2 separate regions of the Homo sapiens genome follow, and region 1 is linked to region 2. The links are chromatin contacts, found by Hi-C or POLR2A ChIA-PET in ENCODE. All regions are on one chromosome and are shown on one strand. Each heading gives the region's core, a stretch centred on a gene start or an enhancer-like site at or near the end of the contact. The rest is flanking DNA. Distances are from core to core; before and after follow the strand shown.

Evidence for each region. A loop is a pair of places that touch in the nucleus more often than their neighbours do. ChIA-PET counts read pairs that join two places held with the same protein, here RNA polymerase II (POLR2A). Pooled maps may share reads with other maps.
Region 1: a pooled map shows a loop between it and region 2 (3-fold over the local background). The contact joins the enhancer-like site here to the promoter of LINC02043 in region 2. A Hi-C loop is called at or near these places in 6 of 50 pooled maps. POLR2A ChIA-PET finds 5 or more read pairs at or near these places in 4 of 52 experiments (WTC11, activated CD4-positive, alpha-beta T cell, activated T-cell and 1 more).

The regions. Positions count from the first base shown.
Region 1 is chr3:186,951,630-186,955,203 of GRCh38, reverse strand. All of the region lies in intron 1 of ST6GAL1 (ST6 beta-galactoside alpha-2,6-sialyltransferase 1), which reads right to left. Among named protein-coding and RNA genes, the nearest start is that of ST6GAL1, 23 kb to the right of the region's middle. Within about 2 kb of position 2,028, at least 4 of the 41 ENCODE cell types and tissues checked have a DNase peak (open chromatin) inside an H3K27ac peak, as active enhancers do; they include endothelial cell of umbilical vein, where a contact is called at or near this core.
Region 2 is chr3:186,824,262-186,828,194 of GRCh38, reverse strand. It overlaps LINC02043 (long intergenic non-protein coding RNA 2043), which reads left to right and starts at 2,674. Exons shown (of 4, transcript NR_125409.1): 1 at 2,674-2,888; 2 at 3,483-3,753. It also overlaps the pseudogene MCF2L2P1. RefSeq lists a silencer at 602-841.

The DNA.
Region 1 (3,574 bases), core at 779-3,278, 130 kb before region 2:
ACAGAAACAGACACACAGACCAATGGGACAGCACAGAGATCTCAGAAATAAGACCACACATCTATAACCATCTGATCTTTGCCACACCTGACAAAAACTAGCAATGGGAAAAGGATTCCCTATTTAATAAATGGTGCTGGGAAAATTGGCTATCCATACACAGCAAATTGAAACTGGACCCATTCCTTATACCTTACCCAAAAATTAACTCAAGATGGATTAAAGACTTAAATGTAAAACCCAAAACTATAAAAACCCTAGAAGAAAATGTAGGCAATACCATTCAGGACATCAGCACAGGCAAAGATTTCAGGACAAAATCATCAAAAGCAATTACAACAAAAGCAGAAATTGACAAATGGGATCTGATTAAACTAAAGAGCTTCTGCACAACAAAAGAAACTATCATTAGAGTGAACAGACAGCCTACAGAACGGGAGAAAATTTTTGCAATCTAATCTATCCATTTGACAAAGCTCTAATATCCAGAATCTACAAGGAATTTAAACAAATTTGCAAGAAAAAAAAAACCCATTAAAAAGTGGGCAAAGGACATAAACAGACATTTCTCAAAATAAGACATTTATGTGGCCAACAAACATATGAAAAAATGCTCAACACCATGCATCATTAGAAAAATGCAAATCAAAACCACAAAAAGATACTATCTCATGCCAGTCAGAATGGCAATTAGTAAAGCCGTGAAACAACAGATGTTGGTGAGGCTATGAAGAAATAAGATCGCTTTTACACTGTTGGTGGGAATGTAAATTAGTTCAACCATTGTGGAAGACAGTGTGGTGAGTCCTCAAAGATCTAGAACCAGAAATACCATGTAACCCAGCAATCCCATTACTGAGTATATACTCAAAGGAATATAAATCCTTCTATTATAAAGATACATGCACGCATATGTTCATCGCAGCACTATTCACAATAGCAAAGATATGGAATCAACCCAAACGTCCATCAGTGATACACTGGATAAAGAAAATGTGGTACATATACACCACGGAATACTATGCAGCCATAAAAAGGAAAGAGATCATGTCCTTTGCAGGGACATGGATGGAGCTGGAAGCCATTATCCTCAGCAAACTAACACAGGAAGAGAAAATCAAACACCATATGTTCTCACTTATAAGTGGGAGCTAAACAATAAGAACACATGGACACAGGGAGGGGAACAACACACACTGGGGCCTGTCAGGGGGCCTGGGGGAGGGAGAGCATCAGGATAAATAGCTAATGCATGTGGGGCTTAATACCTAGGTGATGGGTTGATAGGGGCAGCAAACCACCATGGCACATGTTTACCTATGTAACAAACCTGCACATCCTACACATGTATCCTGGAACTTAAAATAAAATAAAATTAAAAAAAAAAAAAAAACCTCTCTGTGTCTCAGTTTCTTCATGTATAAATTTTGGGTTATTCCAACTAATTTTGAAATGTCATTGTGAGGATTTTGTTAAATTCAGCCAACAAATGTGGATTATGCCTATGATACCTGAGGCATTGCTCTGGGTCCTAAAGAAATAGCTGTGAGCAAAAGAGATAACATCCTTGCCCTCATGGAAGCAAGTTCCTAGTGAGAAAAGACACAGGGTAGTAACTCAGATGGCCACCTACGCTATTGAACAGCAACAAGGAAGGATAAAAGGGAGAGAGCCAAGTCGGTGGGAGGAGACAGGCAGGAGATTATAATCTTATATAAGGCTGTCAAATGGCCTGTTTGACAAGGTGACATCTAAATAGAAACCTGAAGAAGAGACGAAAACAATAGGATACATGAAGGAAGGTGTCCTGCCTGGAGGAAGCAGTGGAAAGGCTCTGAGACCAAAGTGTGCTTTATATCTGAGGAGTAGGCTCAGTGAGGTGAAGCAGAATGAAGCGGTGGAAAAGAGCAGGAGATGAAGTCTGCAGGGTCTGAAGGCTGGGTCACACAGAATCCTGTAGGCCTTTCTAAGCTCTGAGTAAAAGAGGAAGCCTTTCCTGGTTTTTGAGCGGAAGAATGACACATCACTACAGCTTTTAAAATGATCACTCTGGTTACTGTTTTGAGAACATACCACAGGAGCAAGACTACAAGCAGGAGGCTCAGTTGTGAAACGATTCTAAGAGAAAGAACAGGTCTTCTGTCCTGGACCAACATGAATTTGATGAATTAAGTAGTTGTTTCTTAATTTATTGTGAAAGCACAGCTGACATGGTTTGCTAACAGAGTGGGTGCAGCATGAGAGAAAGAGAATTTAGAATGACTCCAGAGTTTAAGCCCTAAAAGATGGAAAGATGAAATTGTTGTCCACTGAAATGAGGATGGCTCTTTTAGGGAGAAAAGCAGCAGTTCGATTTTGGGCTTGTCATATTTGAGATGTATATTAGATGTCTAAGGAAACTTGTCAAGTAGATGGTTGAATATCTGAGCATGGAACTCAGGGGAAAGGTGTGGGTTGGAAATATAAATTGAGGGTTGTCAGGAAATTGATGATATGAGATGGCCAGGGCATGAGGAGACAGAGAAGAGGCCAAGTCCAAGGGCCACTCCCAGAGGCACTCCACAGTGACCAAGTGAAAATGAGCCAACAGAGAAGCGCTTGAACCCGGGAGGCGGAGGTTGCAGTGAGCTGAGATCGCGCCACTGCACTCCAGCCTGGGTAAGAGAGTGAGACTCCATCTCAATAAAAATAAAAAAAGAAAAGAAAAGAAAAGAAAATGAGCCAAGAAAAGGAACTGAGAAGGAGAACCTAGTGAGAGAAGAGGAAAAGCAAAGACAGTGATGTTCCAGAAGCCAAGAGAAGAAACTATTTCAAGGAGGATGGAATGGTCAATTGTATCAAAAGTTGCTGATCAGTCAAGATAGGGACTGAGATCTGACCACTGGATTTGGCAAGAGAGGATACTGGTGAGCCTGACCGGTATGGTTTTGGTGGTGTGATGGGTACAAAAGACTGATCATGTTGAGTTTAAATGAGAATGAGAGAAGAGGGAGTGCAGGGTGCAAATGCAGACAACTCTCTCCAGGAGCATAAAAATTGGCACACCCCCTCCCTTTTCACCTCCTGCCGTGAGTAAAAGCTTCCTGAAGCCTCACCAGAAGATGATGTGGGTGCCATGCCTGTACAGCCTGCAGAATCATGAGCCAAATAAACCTCTTTTCTTTATAAATTACTCAGTCTCAGGTTTTCCTTTATAGCAAGGCAACATGGACTCATACAGTAGTACCCTTATAAAAGAGGCTCTGGAGAACTAGTGAGCCCTGTTAGCACATGAGGACACGGTGAAAAAGCACCATCCATAAATTAGGAAGCAAGCTCTCACCAGACGCCGAATCTGCTGGTGCCTTCAACTTGGACTTCCCAGCCTCCAGAACTATGAGCAATACATTTCTTTTGTTTATAAACCACCCTGTTTACGGTATTTTGTTATCACAGCCTGAATGGACTAAGACAAAAGGTATGAAAGTTTTCCTCCGACTGCCATTATTTTTTCAGGTAAGTTTAAAACAAGGTATCAACTGAGAGTATGGATAGGGAAGGTGTTAGAGACTTGAAGAGAGAGAAAAAGGTGCGA
Region 2 (3,933 bases), core at 1,425-3,924:
GTAAAAATTAAAAACAGAAAAGTTAATTTGCAACTTATGAAAAGAAAACATGACAAGTCTGAAGATAACTAAAAAACTAAACAGATGCAAACCTCTGACGAAAATTCTGAAAATCGGCAGGCCGCAGTGGCTCACACCTGTAATCCCAGCACTTTGGGAGGCCGAGGCGGGCGGATTACCTGAGGTCAGGAGTTCGATACCAGCCTGACCAAGATGGTGAAACCCCCATCTATACTAAAAATACAAAAATCAGCCGGGCGTGGTGCCACATGCCTGTAATCCCAGCTTCTCGGGAGGCTGAGGCAGGAGAATTGCAGGAACCTGTGAGGCGGAGGATGCAGTGAGCAGAGATTGCGCCATCGCACTCCAGCCCGGGTAACTGGAAAACTAATTTTTAAACTAACAAATCCAAACGTAAATCTCTCAGCAGTTACCTTGGAACCACCCCCTCTGAATTAACCTGTCAGGTGCTAAGTGGCTTGCACACCCGGTCCACTGCCAGGCTGGGCAGCCGGCGCTGGCGGGTGGGAGCAGCCCCGAGCCAGCTCCGGCTCCTCCTAGGCTCGGCCGAGCCTTAGGAGGCGTGGCCTCCGCGAGCGTCTGCCTCCGCCCGCCGCGCTCGCGCAGGCGCACTAGGGGTCCCCGTCCCGCGAGGTCCTTCGCCGGGCGGCGGGAGCTAGACGAGCACGCAGGGCACCCCTCGGGCTCCCGGGAGGCGGCCCTGGGCGTCCCCTTTCTGCCGCCGCCGCGGCCCCGGCTGCTTTCTGCGTAGCTGGGCAGGGCCCGGGCCCCCACATCGCCTCTCTCGGGAATGCGGGCGCTCTGGAGCCGGGGAGCCGGGGCGACCGCAGGGAGGGCAGCTCTCCGGGGTGGAGGTCCTCGGGCGCCGCGCCCTCGCCTGGAAACCAGCCGTCGCCCCCGCAGGAGTCAGCCGGCGTGGACGCCCCAGCACGCTCCTTCTTGGTGCTGCCGGTCGCCCTGCAATTCCGAGAAGAAAGTCAGAGACGCCGTGGCCCACAGAGGCGCTTAGTTTTCCTCGCTCACACTCACGTTGCTTCCTCATCGCGTTCTTCTTTTTCTCCCTGGGTGCTTTCTCTCCTCTCCAGGAAAGCGGATTTGGAGGAACAGGTTTCGTGACTGTCATCCAACTGGAAAAGGCCCCGCGAGCTGGAAGGGGGGGCGGGGGGGGGGACGGGTGCACCCTCAGAGTTATTGCTGGAGGCTGTGGCCAGGCCGGGCAATGTGGTGACTTCCGCTGGCAGGCTGAGGCCCACCCCAGCCCTCCCACCTGGGCCACGGGGCTCTCAGCGGGAGCCCCAGTTATGACCGGACACCAGCGCACCGCCAAGGAGACAGCCACGTGGGGACATGCCGGGCTAGCAGGGTCAGAGCCACTTTGAGGACTAGTGACCTCGGTTCCCTGGCTTAACCAGGTCCTTATGGGTGAGAATCCTGAAGAGGGGGAGAGGGATGGAGGCGAGGGACAGTAGGCAGGAGGAGCTGATGAATAGGAAGGAGGAAGAAGATGAAATAAACAAGAAAGAAAGAAATTACGTTCAGAGCGCTGCTCACCTTTTCCATGTCTTCTGCACCTTCATAGCCTTCAAAGGTGTCCATGGAGCTAAACTCCCTGCTGGAGCAGCCTTGGGGAAAGAAAGGAAAGGATGGGGCCTCTCTGGGGTGGGAGGACAGCCCCTCTGCCCATGGCAGGGTGTAGCAGGCAGTGCCTGTTGCAGGCGGGGTCCTCCCCATCTCTAACTCCTGCTCTCCCAGGGCCTGCACTCCGCTGGGCTGTGAAGGGAGTCTGATTTTTTCAGGCTCTTTCCAGCGCTGAAATGCCTTAATTCACTGAGAAGAAGCGTCCACATGCTTTTCATGGCCCTACCTCCCTGTTCGTCCAAGAAAACAGTCGTCTTTTTTGCTTGCCTGTCTTCTAACCATGCCTCCGTCCCTTCTTCCTCCCCTGTCTATTTCCCACCCTCCTCCCCTTCTTGCCTCCTTTTCTTTCCCGTAATTAATGTCCATTTCCCATCTCCCTGGCAGCCTCTGCCAAGTGTCACTGCTCCCCATAAGGGAAAATAAGAGGAACAAGCAAGTGCATCCATCCCTGCCTCTCTCCGCAGTGAACTGATAAACCCATCAGTCTTGCCCGTGGTGCACCTGTTACATCCCCGGGAGGTGTTGGACACTGTGGGGAACAGCAGCCACCGCCAAATACTCAGCAACTGCCCTGTGCCTGGTGGGATGGTAGGCGTTTGTCAAAGTTTAAGCCTCACAACCCTGTAAGGGTCTCAGCCCCCTTTACAGTTGGGGAAACAGACAGCAATGGTCACTTGGCCAAGTCCTCTTGGCCTGTGGCAGGGCAGCTGGCTTCTCCAGCCCTGCTGCTCTTTACCCTCGCTCTGAGTGAGATGCGGTTTCTGCGCCACACGGCTCACAAGCCAGGGTAGGGAGCCGAGCATCTGCATAAAGCTCCCAGCACAGGGCAGCCCCAGACTGAGGCTCGGCTGAGTAATCCACGCGGCGGGAGCCGTGCTAGGAAAGTGTCTGCTCAGGCGAGAATTCAGGGAGGTTTGGGCAGGCCTTGAGGGGCGGACAGGACTGGAGAGGGAGGGCCTTCTGGGCAGAGGCATGGCGGGAGGGCTGTAGGCGGCAGTGGAGGGAGCTGCAGTTATCTGGGTGAGCAGGCAGCGGACAAGTGACGTCTCCCGGCCTGCTGCCCCAGGCCCCCCACAAGCCGCGTTCTGGGGCCGTGGCCTCCCCAGAGCAGATCAGTGGGGGCTGTGTGAGCAACACTGGGGGCAGCTGGGCAGCGCCTCCCTGGAGGCCCCTCTGAAATCCCGCCGGATGCTGGCAGGCTCCAAGGGGGCTGGACACCATCTTCTCAGGTTGAAGCAAGTCCTGGTTGAGTTCCTAGTCCAGGAGGTGGGATGGGTGAGGGGTGGAGGGCAGAGGAGAAACTGCGTCAGGGATGTGTCCGCCACCTTCATCCTCCAGACGGGACTTGGGAGCGGCTGCAGGAAACCCTGAGAGATTCCTCTTTAGGGAAGTCATCCAGCCCTGGGGTCCCCTTATGCCGGGAGCAGTGAGGACAGAAGAATGACCATCTATCTTGCTGAAAGCTCTGTGAGGGAGGAACGGAAGAACGGAGGGAGCTACGACCTTGACCATCCCCTGAGTGTCCATGGCCTCTGTGCTCCGGATGATGCCGGGGCTGCCAGGGACCACAGAGCCACCCACTGGGAGGCTGGGGGTTGGCCTGGCTCAGGGGCGTTCGTCAGCCATAGACACCCACAGCATGTGGTGGGCAGGGCTGGGAGGTGACACAGGAACTGAAAAACCTGAGAAGCTCCAGCCACTCCGCAGGGTAAGTGCCACCTGGGGTAAAATGATTAGCTGGTTCCAGCCCCTCCGCAGGGTAAGTGGCACCTGGGGTAAAATGACTGCCTGGAGCTGGCAGCTGCTTTCTCTGCTCTCCCCAGGGCCCTGCAGGGAAGCGTGGAAAGGCGGCACAGGGCTGGACCCAGAGGAGCTCTCAGATGCTGGACTGGACTGTTTCAGGGGTCATCTAGCCCATTCCCCGCCTCCAGGCGAGGATTTGCTTGAGCCTGGAAAGATGAAGGATCCTCCCAGTGCCGTCAAGCCCCGGATTCCACCTCCCTGTAGGTGGACTGCCAGCGCAGGCCCTGACAACGCAGAGAAAGACACAGGACCCAGCTGGGCCAGTGACAGCAGGAGCTCCTGGTGCCACAGGTGAGGGTGGGGACGCCTGGAGCACCATGGGGGTCCTGGTTTAGTCTACAGCAGGGTCTTAAAATAGGATGTAAGTGTTACATCTTGACACAGTGTACACATGCTGACACATATTAAAACAAATTTTACACAGCAGTATTATCCTGAGTATGAGTGACGCCTTTTAAGGAGTTTATATTC